Linked DNA regions of Mus musculus: region 2 is linked to region 1. Evidence: chromatin loops called from intact Hi-C (ENCODE). Cell type or tissue: gastrocnemius. All regions are shown on one strand. Each heading gives the region's core, and the rest is flanking DNA. Links, peaks and the distances in the headings are about the cores only.

What was found. A loop is a pair of places that touch in the nucleus more often than their neighbours do. Peaks named below come from ENCODE experiments on the same cell type or tissue, not always from the same donor. Only the 100,000 strongest peaks of a DNase experiment are listed, where the experiment ranks them.
Region 2: a loop joins it to region 1, with 3 times the contacts of the local background. A loop is called at or near these places in 5 of 42 quality-filtered maps.

What each region holds. Positions count from the first base shown.
Region 1 is chr4:109,277,895-109,283,271 of GRCm38, forward strand. Eps15 (epidermal growth factor receptor pathway substrate 15) reads left to right here and starts at 2,381. Exons shown (of 25, transcript NM_007943.3): 1 at 2,381-2,550. The coding sequence starts at 2,518. It overlaps Gm40225 (a long non-coding RNA gene), which reads right to left and starts at 2,429. Exons shown (of 3, transcript XR_868003.2): 1 at 2,128-2,429. In gastrocnemius, for the core only: no CTCF peak of the experiment used is centred there; a DNase peak (open chromatin) is centred at 2,326; H3K4me3 peaks cover 2,989 bases; H3K27ac peaks cover 2,578 bases.
Region 2 is chr4:109,195,995-109,201,371 of GRCm38, forward strand. The region is part of intron 1 of Osbpl9 (oxysterol binding protein-like 9); the gene reads right to left. Among named protein-coding and RNA genes, the nearest start is that of Gm46867, 3.5 kb to the right of the region's middle. In gastrocnemius, for the core only: no CTCF peak of the experiment used is centred there; a DNase peak (open chromatin) is centred at 3,247; H3K4me3 peaks cover 783 bases; H3K27ac peaks cover 4,532 bases.

The DNA of each region.
Region 1 (5,377 bases), core at 316-5,315:
AAAGTCTAAAAATGGAAGTGGAGCCAACTAGATCTTGGGTTTTTCCAGCTGTCTCAGTGTATTGAGGAATCCTATTATAATGATAAAGGCTGTGGCCCTGATAGACGTGTGGGTTTTGTCCTGGAAACCACCATTAGGGAAAAAGGAAGCAAACACATATTGAGGTTGGGTACTTCTGTGTCTGAGGGACCTGCAGTAGAGAGTTAGTCTTCTTTAAGGCCAGTCAGATGTAGGCAGGTCATCAACTAACTCTTAAAACGAGGCAGAGGATATGGCCTTTGAAGCAGCTTACTAGATTAGTGCAATGGCTGCCAAGACTGCTAGCCTGAGTTCCATCCCCGAAACCTCCATGGTGGAAGGAGAGAATCTACCCCCTCCCCAAGTACTACACACACACACACACACACACACACACACACAATAAAAAAGGCAGAATAAAAAAGTCATATCAAAGTAACTAAAAGCTGGTATGCAGACTTCCTAGACCTTCTGAAGTAGGCTACATACAAACTGAGTGTAGTTTTACATCAACCTGACACAAGTTAGATTTATTAGACACGAGGAAACCTCAGTTGAGATAAAGCCTCCATAAGACCTCACTGTAGGGCATTTTCTTAACTAGTAGTTGGTAGGAGAAGGCCCAAGCCTGGGTTCTATAAGAAAGCAAACTGAGTAAGTCAGTAAGCAGCACCCCACCATGGCCTCTGCTTCAGACCCTGCCTCCAGGCTCCTGCCCTGTTTGAATTCCTTTCCTCACTGCTTTTGATGATGACCAGACTGTGAGGGAAATAAATTCTTTACTCTTCGGGTTGTCTTTGGTCATGGTGTTTCATCACGGCAGTAGTCACCCTAAATAAGAACCTTTGCAGATGACAATTTCAGGTAAGCGGTTCCTTATTCTAACTAAGTGTGGCAAAATGAAAAAGAGTAAGGTGTATAATGTTGAATACAGGCAGGACAAAGGCCTTCATTTAAGCATATACTATAATGTTATGGTGTTAAAATACATATATATTAAAAAATCTCTGCCACTGGTGAGCTGAGGGGGGTGGTTAGACTTATGTAAACAGGTCATTAGGAGGTTGTTGCCCTCTTCTAGTAAAGTCAACAAAAGAGTATGAACACTAGTTTGGAGAGACAATACTCTGTCAAGAGGTGGCATTTATGACAAAAAGGAATTTGAGAGGAACCGGGCACTGGTGGCACATTCCTTTAATCTCAGCACTTGGGAGGCTGAGGCAGGCAGATTTCTGAGTTCAAGGCCAGCCTGGTCTACAGAGTGAGTTCCAGGACAGCCAGAGCTATACAGAGAAACCCTGTCTCAAAAAACCAAAACCAAAACCAACCAACCAACCAGACAAAAAAAAAAAAAAGAATTTGAGATGGGACTTTATGCACTCACTGTACCTCTGAACTCCACTGTGGCCCTACACCTGCTTTTTTTTTTTTTTTTTTTTTTTTTTTTTAAATTAAACAGTCTAGGCAGGACAGGGAGCAGGCAAGGCAAGCAGTTCCTTCTTGCTCCCAAGATTTTTACTTTAGAAGGATTTACATGCCTTCTTAATGTGATAGCAGGTAGAAAGATTTGTAATCCAGCTTTCTAGTTAGTTTTTAAACTTCGGGTAAGAGAGTTGTTTTGTTTTGTTTTGTTTTTTCTTTTCGGGGAGGCCCTTTTCTTTTTATTTCAGTCAGGGCCTTACTATGTGTCCTTGAACTCACTATGTAGAGCAGGCTGGCATGGAACTCTCAGAGATTAAAGGTATGTGCCACCATGCCTGGCTGGCTTTCACCATCCTCATTTGTATAACTTCTTTCTGTTTCAAATCCCCTATTCACACAATTTTTTAAAAAAGTATTTAGGCCTGGAGTAGTGGTACATCTCCTTAATCCCAGCACTCTGGAGGCAGAGGGAAGTGGATCTCTGTGAGTTTGAGGCCAGCCTGATCTATACAGTGAGCTTCGGGATAGCCATGGCTACACAGAGAGAGACCTTGTTTTAAACAAACAGCAAACAAACAAAAGCATTTAGTGCAGAATCACACACAATCAGAATTATTTAATGTTATTACTACTAAACCGCTCCTGTCATTACTTAGTACCATTACTTTTTTAGTTCCCACAACCCACCTGGACATGGTTCTAATTTCTCCCCGCACTTTACAGAAAACAGCAGCCCAGGAAGAAGGATGGTGGGTGACCTGCCTAAACTCAGGTCTCTGTGGCGCCGCCTCCGCTGACCGTCCACCCCAGAGCCCTATCCGCACCGGGTTTTCCAGGGAGGCCGGGGTCAGGGCCTGGTTCCGCGGCTCAGACTCCCGCTCCGGGCTTTGCGCGCCGCCACGGCCTGTGAGGCCGGCGGGGCGGGGCGGGGCGGGGCGGCGTGAGGAGGGAAGTTGTCGAAGTTCGGGGAGACGCCCGGCCGCCGGCCTCGCCTACGGCCTGTCCCTCCGCCTCCTTCCCGCCCCGGGCCCCCGTCCGTCCGTCCTTCCTTCCCCTCCCGTGCATGATGGAAACACCATGGCTGCGGCAGCCCAGCTCTCCCTGACACAGGTAACGCCGCCCGCCGGTCGGCCCGGCTCGACCCGCCGGGGTTCCCCGGCCCTCCCTCCCCCCCTCCACCGCTCTGGGGCGCTGGCGCGGCGGCTGCCCTCGGGCCGCACGGTGGGAGCGCGTGTGAGGAGTGCGGGCGCCATCCCGAGTCGGAGCGGGAGCGGCGAGCCGGGGCCGCCGCACCCCCGCCCCGGGTCGCCGGGCTCTCGGCTCCGCCCCGCGCGGCTCCCACCCGGCCGCCGCCCCCGCCGCGGGTCTCCGCGCCGCTCTCCTCCAGGTCCCGTCGGCGCTCACCTTCTCGGCAAGTTTCTCCTCCGGGCCTGACGGCCGCCAGGTGAGCTCCGGTGGGGCTCACGCTAGACAGCGGCCGCGGGCGATGCGAGGCTCGACTTCGGCGGGGCAGGGTTCCCTCAGCTTCGCTCTGCTCCGGTCCGCGGGAGCGACGACTGCCGAGTTCCCCTCAGTTCCCTCAAGTCAGCCTGGCTTCCAGAAGTCGCATCCTGTCCGGGCACTTGACCCACTCACTTCTGCTCAGATCCCCTTGCAGACTTTCCCACCCGCGAGGGCGCCGTCTCTGATCGTCGTCCGAGGGGTCATGGTGCCAGCCTTCTGCAGGTGGGGCGCCTCTTTCCTCCCTGGTGCCCGGAACCACCGGGGAGATAACTTTGTCCTGGGACGATCTCGACCAAAAGCTGTTCTCGGAGTCTGTTCTCGGAGTCTCGCCTCTTTATCATCATCATCATTATTAAAATGTTCTCTTCCTTCAGAGCCCCATCCTCGAGGGATACATCTAAACATCACTCACTTAGGAGAACCTGAGTTCTCCGTTTCTGTAAAACCAAGCGTAGTCATCTCAAGACACCCAGGAGGGATGAGGTACCAAACACCTGCCAGTCCCTTTCATCTTCACTGCCCAGAAGTTTGCCTTCTCCATAGCTGGGGGCTGTGTACTCCCTGGTATAAGCCCACCTCAGCCTATCAGCCTGCCCTGTGATAGCTCCCTGCCATCTTGTCTCCTTGGCCTAGATTTGCCTGTACTTATAAGGTAGGGCATGTGTTTGGGTAATAGATTATTTCTATGTTATGATAAAGAGGTTTTGAGGTGTTTCTTTCCAAGAACTTGGAGATAAAAAAGTATTTTCCCCAGGAGCCAGGGTGGAAATTTTATTTACTTATTTATTTTGAGACAGGGTCTCAAATAGATCAAGCTGGCTTTGAACTCACTATGTAATCAAGAATATCAAGAATGACCTTGATTTTGGATCCTTCTTCCTCCATCTCCCAAGTGGACTGTACCACTATATTAGTTTATTCATCGCCAGGGATCAGACTCAGGACTTCATGCTGGCTAGACAGGCCCTGTACCGACTGAGCCATATCCCCAGCAAAAGTGATTCTATATATACTGTATGTGTGTGTGTGTGTGTATTATAGTGCGCACACACACACACACACACACACACACACACAGAGGCATCCCACAGGTAAGACAGCCTTTAGGAATAACCTCATAAACTTTACATTTCCAAATTTATTTCCTGTGGGTCATTGTGTTTTGACTTGCATCTAACAGGGAAGAACTTTTAAGATGGCCCAGTCTTGTCATGAATCTGTTTAGAAGGGTCCTTCTGAAACTCACATTTGAGGAATGGAAACATTGACTTTTGGGTGTTGGCTTTCTGAGTCTAGATAGTGACCTGCCTTAAACATGATCTCTGTTGGCAGGCACTTGTATTCTGACTCTGTTGGCTAATTCTGGTAGTTTCCCCCGACCCCCCTATTAAAGATTTTGTTCCCTTGAAGACTTCTGTAGAATTGCTTCTTGGTTGTGTGCCTACTTTATTTTCTTCTTGGATTGTACTGTGTTTTTAGTTTCTGTTTAGGATCACTTATCTCTGGAAATTTGCTTCAGGCTCTCAGTTTTGTAGTCATTTTCATAATTTGCATATGTTCTTGTGGTTGTATAGTTAGGTGTTAAAATGTATCCAGAGTAAATGCTGAATCACTAAGGGGAAATTATTCTTTAGTATTTCATGTTTGAACTTAAATTGATAATTCAAATAAGTCAATTTAAAATATTTAGATATTAAAATACTAAGATATAGTGAGATATTATAAAGGCACAGGGGAAAAAGTTTTTAAAATATTTACTAATGTATCTTTTTCCTTCAAACTTAGCAGATTTATAGTTCTTAGATATAATTACTTATTTGTGTATGAGTGTTTGCCTGCATGTATATATGTATACCACATTCATGTCTGGTGCCCATATAAGACAGAAGAGAGTGTCAAATCCCTTGGAACTAGAGTTATGGATGGTTATAAACCACCATATGGCTACTGGGAACCGAACCTGAGCCCTCTGCAAGAGCCACAAGTGCTATTAACTTGAGCTGAACCATATCTCCAGTCCTTGATTTTAACATGTGTGTGTGTGTTGCACACATATGAGTGTGCAGGTGCATGTGCTGGTTGGAGTGCATGAAGAGACTAGAGGAGAATGTCAGGTGTCTTCCTGTATCACTGTCTGCCTTGCAGCCTTGAATGAGAGATTGCCATTTAGGCGGGCCAGCTTGTTTCTGCTCTTTACTGCTGGGGTTATAGGCATGCTTGGCCGTGCTAGGTTTTTATGTAGGTACTAGGGATTTGAATTCCACTCCTCATGTTACATAGTGTTTTTACCTACTGAGCCATCTCCTCAGTTCCTCATACTTTTTGTTTAAAAAGTTTTAGCTGCTTGAACTAAGTCAGATAATGGTGTAGTTTGGTTTCACATTCATTATTGATTTATTTATGTTACCTTGTGTTTCTTTTTTCTGCTCTTCTA
Region 2 (5,377 bases), core at 244-5,243, 82 kb before region 1:
AGGTGAAATGCCAAGACTGCCTTTCGTGGTCCACCACACACTGTACCTCACTTCTCACTTAGCACTCAAGGTCACCTCTCTACAGCTGGCTTCCAACCCAAGCTACACCCCTGACAAGCTCCTTCGCTGTCTCTTCCAGAAGCATTCATTCTGTGTCTCCAGTACTTCTCCCTCTCTGCTCATGCGCCTACTCTCTCTACTCAGGTCACTATAATCTTGTTTCCTCTAGAAAACCTGTCTAAACCTGCCAAGACTGTCAGGTGTACACCTTCAGGGCCCATACCCCAAACATCATGTGTGTCTCCACAGCTTTTACCTGCTACGTCCTCCAGCACACTCCAAGTGTTACAACAATAGGGGTGGCTTCCACCTCATTTGCTAACTACTTTTCAGTAAAAACCCTGGCACAGTTAACACGCAATAAATATTTGCCAAATCAGCAAATTACACAAATCTACCAACTTTCTCATCTTCCAACCTCTCACAAAACTATCTCCTCCAATCCTCCCTCCTTTCTCATCTCTTTTATAACCATGATTCCCCATTAATAATTGATAGTTCACAAAGTGTTCTCAAAATTATATCCTTAGCTCTCCCTGGTCATCTCATCTAATAATAAAAATAGAACTCACTCGAGAGATAGAGGCAGGAGGATCCCAGTTTGAGGCCAGCCTGGACACAAAACTCTACTCTCAAAAAGGAAGGTGTGGGGGGATGCTGAAGATAAGGCTCAGTCAGTAGAGTGCTGCCACACAAGCATACTGACCTGTGTTTGGGTCCCTAGGACTGACATCAAAGCCAGGCATACCAAGCATACAACTACAACACCAGTGCTGAGGACAGGGGTGGGGCAGGAAGAGCTGGATCCCTGGAGCTCATCGACCAGCCAGCTCAGCCAAATGGATGAGCTCCAGGTTCAATTTTGTCTCAAAAAAATAAGGCAGAAGGAGCTGGAGAGATGGCTCAGCAGTTAAGAGCATTGGCTGCTCTTCCAAAGGACCTGAATTTAATTCCCAGCACCCAAACAGAGGTTCAAACTTCAGTCCTAGGGAATCTGACTCCCTCTTCTGGGCTCCAGGGCAGCAGGCACACACGTGATACACAGACATACATACAGTCAAAACACCTATGCGCAGAGATTTTAAAAATTAAATAAACAAATAAATAAGGAGGGACTTGACAAGGAAGACACTCGACAAGGAAGACAGTGTCAGCCCTCTGGCCTCCACATGCGCACACTGGCACCTACCCAGGTGGGCACATACATGTACTATACAAACAAGAAAAAAAAAAACAATGAAACAATTTTGTGCTACCAACCCAGTAAGTCTTTATCTATCTCCACGCCTAACCCATGACTCCAAATACCTGCTAGAATTCAATCTCCTACCACCTCTCAAATACATCTTTACACTAGTACTGCTCAGAAATTTGTAAAAATCTTCCTAGTACATCTCATGCTCTGAAGCTTTTCAGTCTATTCTTGTTTTCCTGTTACCTAAAATAGCCTTTTTTCTTTTCTCAACCTTCACCTCCTTTTTTTGAGGGGTGGGGGGTTGGGGAGGTGTTCGAGACAGGGTTTCTTGTGTAGCCCTGGCTGTCCTGGAACTCACTCTGTAGACCAGGCTGGCCTTAAACTCAGAAATCCACCTGCCTCTCCCTCTCAAGTGCTGGGATTAAAGGCATGCGCCATCACTGCCTGGCAACCTTCGTCTCTTAAGCCTTGGTTCAAATGTCCTTCTGGACAATACTTCTGCAGATTTCTATTTCTATTGTTGACCTTGTCACAATGATTTGGTGTATAGGTGTACACTGTATGTGCACTACATGTGTACATGTATTCACACGCTTGGGGCCGTGTGTGTGTGCATGTATGTGGAGGCCCAAGTCAACACTGGGTGTTTTCCTTGATCATTCTCTTGTTGAACCCAGAGCTCACTAACTCTGCCTACTCTAGCTAGCTAGCTTGCCCAGTGGATTCCCTGTCTCTGACTCCAGGGTACCAGAATTAGAGCAGCCATCATGCCTGATCAGCTTTTACATAAGATGTGGGGATCTAGATTCTGGTTGTGATTGTTCAGCAAGCACTTTATTCTCTAAGCCATGTCTTCGGACACTTGTCATACTGCTTTATACTTGGCTATCTGCTCTGCTATATCAGAAGTTCTTACATGAAGAAACCCACACTTGCACTCCCAAGCATATACACTAACTGCACCATTACAAAGTCGGCCCTGCGAAAATGCCTGCTGTGTGGACTAGCACTGGAATACATTATAACTAATGATCATGATTAAGAGACTGATTTAAGGCCATGTAGTAATGGTGTACACCTTTAATCCTAGCATTCTAGAGGCAGAGGCAGGTGGATCTCTGTGAATTCCATGTCAGCCAGGGCTCAAAAATCATACACACACACACACACACACACACACACACACACACACACACGGTTAGTCAGTTAGTCAGACCTGAAAAAGAGTCCCTATAACAATATAGCGTTCCTTCAAAAGCAAACGTTGGGCCAGGGATATATTAGTGTGTCTGCCTAGCAAGTACAAGGTTGTGGGTTCAACCACCAGCCTGGCAAGAAGACCATGAAACAAATGAAAAGAATAAAGTAAAAGATCATCCCAGGCTGGAGAGATGGCTCAGCTGGTAAAGGCACTTGCCACCAAGGCTGACATCCTGAGTTCTATCCCTGGGACCCACATGGTGGAAGGAGAAAACTGGCTACGTTAAGTTGTCCTGACTTCCACGCAGGTGCTGTGGCATAAAACCTGCCTGCACAGAAACACAAAGACATGCACAAATGAAAAATGTAATTGTTCTTTAAAAAAAAAAATTCATTCCACCCCCAGAGTTTGGTAAATTTTCATGAAGCTCTAAGCTGAAAAAAAGGCTTGGCTGAACGTATTTCAGTTCAGTCCCAGCGACTCTAGCTCAGTCCTGAGACTTAATGGTGATTCTCAGTAGAGGCTGACTCTAAAGCAAGGATAATCTAGTTTAATTTAGAATTTTCTGGAACAACATGGAAGGAATCAACAACCACAGAGCCAGACTAGATCTTAAGTAATTTTGGAAACAAGGAACAAAGAGACTATTTGCTACCTTGATTAAATGTGGCACAATTGGCAAGTATGTCCTGGGTTGGTGTGGCCATGTCAGCTTATGTCCTTTTCGCCTATATCTGCTGCCTGCCCTTGGCCTTCGAACACTACTCCAGCTTCCAACACTGGCCTTGAAACAGCCACTTGGCACAACTCTGTGCCCTGTGGGAAACTAAACCAAGCTCAGGGCTCTGCAGCCAGCCCAGTGCTTGAAAGCGTAGGTGCCTGGGAGGGTCACACACTAGTACCACCAGTACGAACCCCCCTGACTTAGAGGGAATCAAGAAGCACAGGCTGTTTGTCTTGAAACTCTATGTTGAGACTGACCCAGAAAAGCTCTCTCAGTAAATTTATAAAGAACCAAGTGTCGATGTCATGGAGGACGAACTGGGACTTGAAATTCCTGACACAGATGCAGAGAAGTCCTTGCGTCCACAAGAAATGCAGATTCTATTGCGGATAAGAAATTTAAATATGGAGAAAGTGTCAGAGCCTTCTTCCTCTTGGAAAAGAGGAAAAGAAACTAGAACACTCAATGGCACCATCGCTGACTGACTGAGAGTCACTCTGCTGAGCTTGTATTTAAACTGTCTGAGTGTTTTATTCTTTGAAAATTAAATGCATTAGAAAAAAAATTTGGCACAACCAGTTCAGATATTCTTACTAGAAGGTGTGGCTGTAAAAATTAGCTACACGCAAATTACAGATAGACCCATCAGAACGCTAATGCACTCAAACTGTGACAGAACTCACTGCCTACCTTCAATCCGACTCCTACTCTCTCCTTGTGATTACCACTCTAGCTTCACAAGATAGTACAATTCCCTGTAAGTAAACAACAGGAGAAATGTTTTAAAACAGCCATCATTGAGAAATATGATCCCCTCTTCCTCTGACAAAGATAATGCTTTAGAGAATCTAATCTCAGAAGGCAGGTATTAAGGAAGAAGAAAGACGTCTATGAAAAACTTCTATTTAGTCAGAAGGACAAGGAGTTCAAACTCTCTAAATCTACAGGACAAGAAGACATAAAAGATTTAAAAAAAAAATCAGGAAAGAAAGAAAACAAGGAAAAAGGATATTTTTATCTGGGCTAAGGGCTCCCTAGAATTTTAACTCTAGGATGGCCCTAGACTCAGACCACACAAATTTTGGGATTTGAAGAGTAACTTAATTCTACAGTGCTACTAATTACTCCATCATGAATATGCTGGCTAGGATCCATAGAGTTTGCTGATTATCACATTTAGTGAAATTTGATATTATTCTTTATTTATCTTAGTCGTGGGATTTCATAATTCTTCAGTTTTTCAAGATAAAATGTGTAGTTGTTCCTTTTCCATCTGACATAGTATGATGTGTGTGTGTTTTTTGTTTTTTAATATATTTGGTTGGGGGTTGTTTTTTGGTTTTGTTTGTTTTGGGGTGTTGTTTGTTTTGTTTTGAGACAGGGTCTCTTTAGGTACACTGACCTGGCTTGACCTTAAAATTAAGAGGCTACATATACAAGCTACTGTATTCAGCTTTGAACAATATGTTTGTGTCTCATTAAAATTTGATCCTTTAAAAATTACGTAGAAGAGAGGCTAGGAATGTGGGTCAGTGGTAAAGTGTTGACCTAGCATTTTCGAGGCCCTGGGCTCCATCAAAAATAAAAATAATAAAGACACAGAGAACATAAGTTCATATCCAAAGAATGATAAAGGTGACCAACGCTTGTAGTTTGGCAGACCTGCCTAACAGCATGTACTTTTCTACTTCCTGTAGCAAAAGAGAAATTTAATGGGAAGCCTGACTCCACCACTTACAGCTGTGTATGTGATCTTGAGCTAATTACTTAAAAGCCTGGAGTCTCAGATTCCAAAACTGTAAAATGGGAGCATTAAATGGGAATAATGAATACCTACCTTGCAAATTTATTAAGAGTAAATGAATTAAGGTGCCCACTAGACTACACTAAAAGCTCGAGAAGAGAGGCAGCGTCTACACAGCTGTCGATTCTTGCTGGAATGAAGACCCGCAGGACAGGAACTCAATGATATTTTTAAATGAATGAATAACTATGTGTCCCTACTTCCCTCATCCACACTAACTCTTCTCCCATAATCGTATTTCTTCGTTTTTCTTCTATCATTTTCTAAAGCCTTCAAGACATTCTATATTTTGTCCTTCTGGGTGCTTTTCTTCTTCTCACGGGCTATTATTAACAATACAGCTCAAAGAAAGTGGCCCCGTTAGTAATTTCTCCAACACCGCCCACCTTCCAT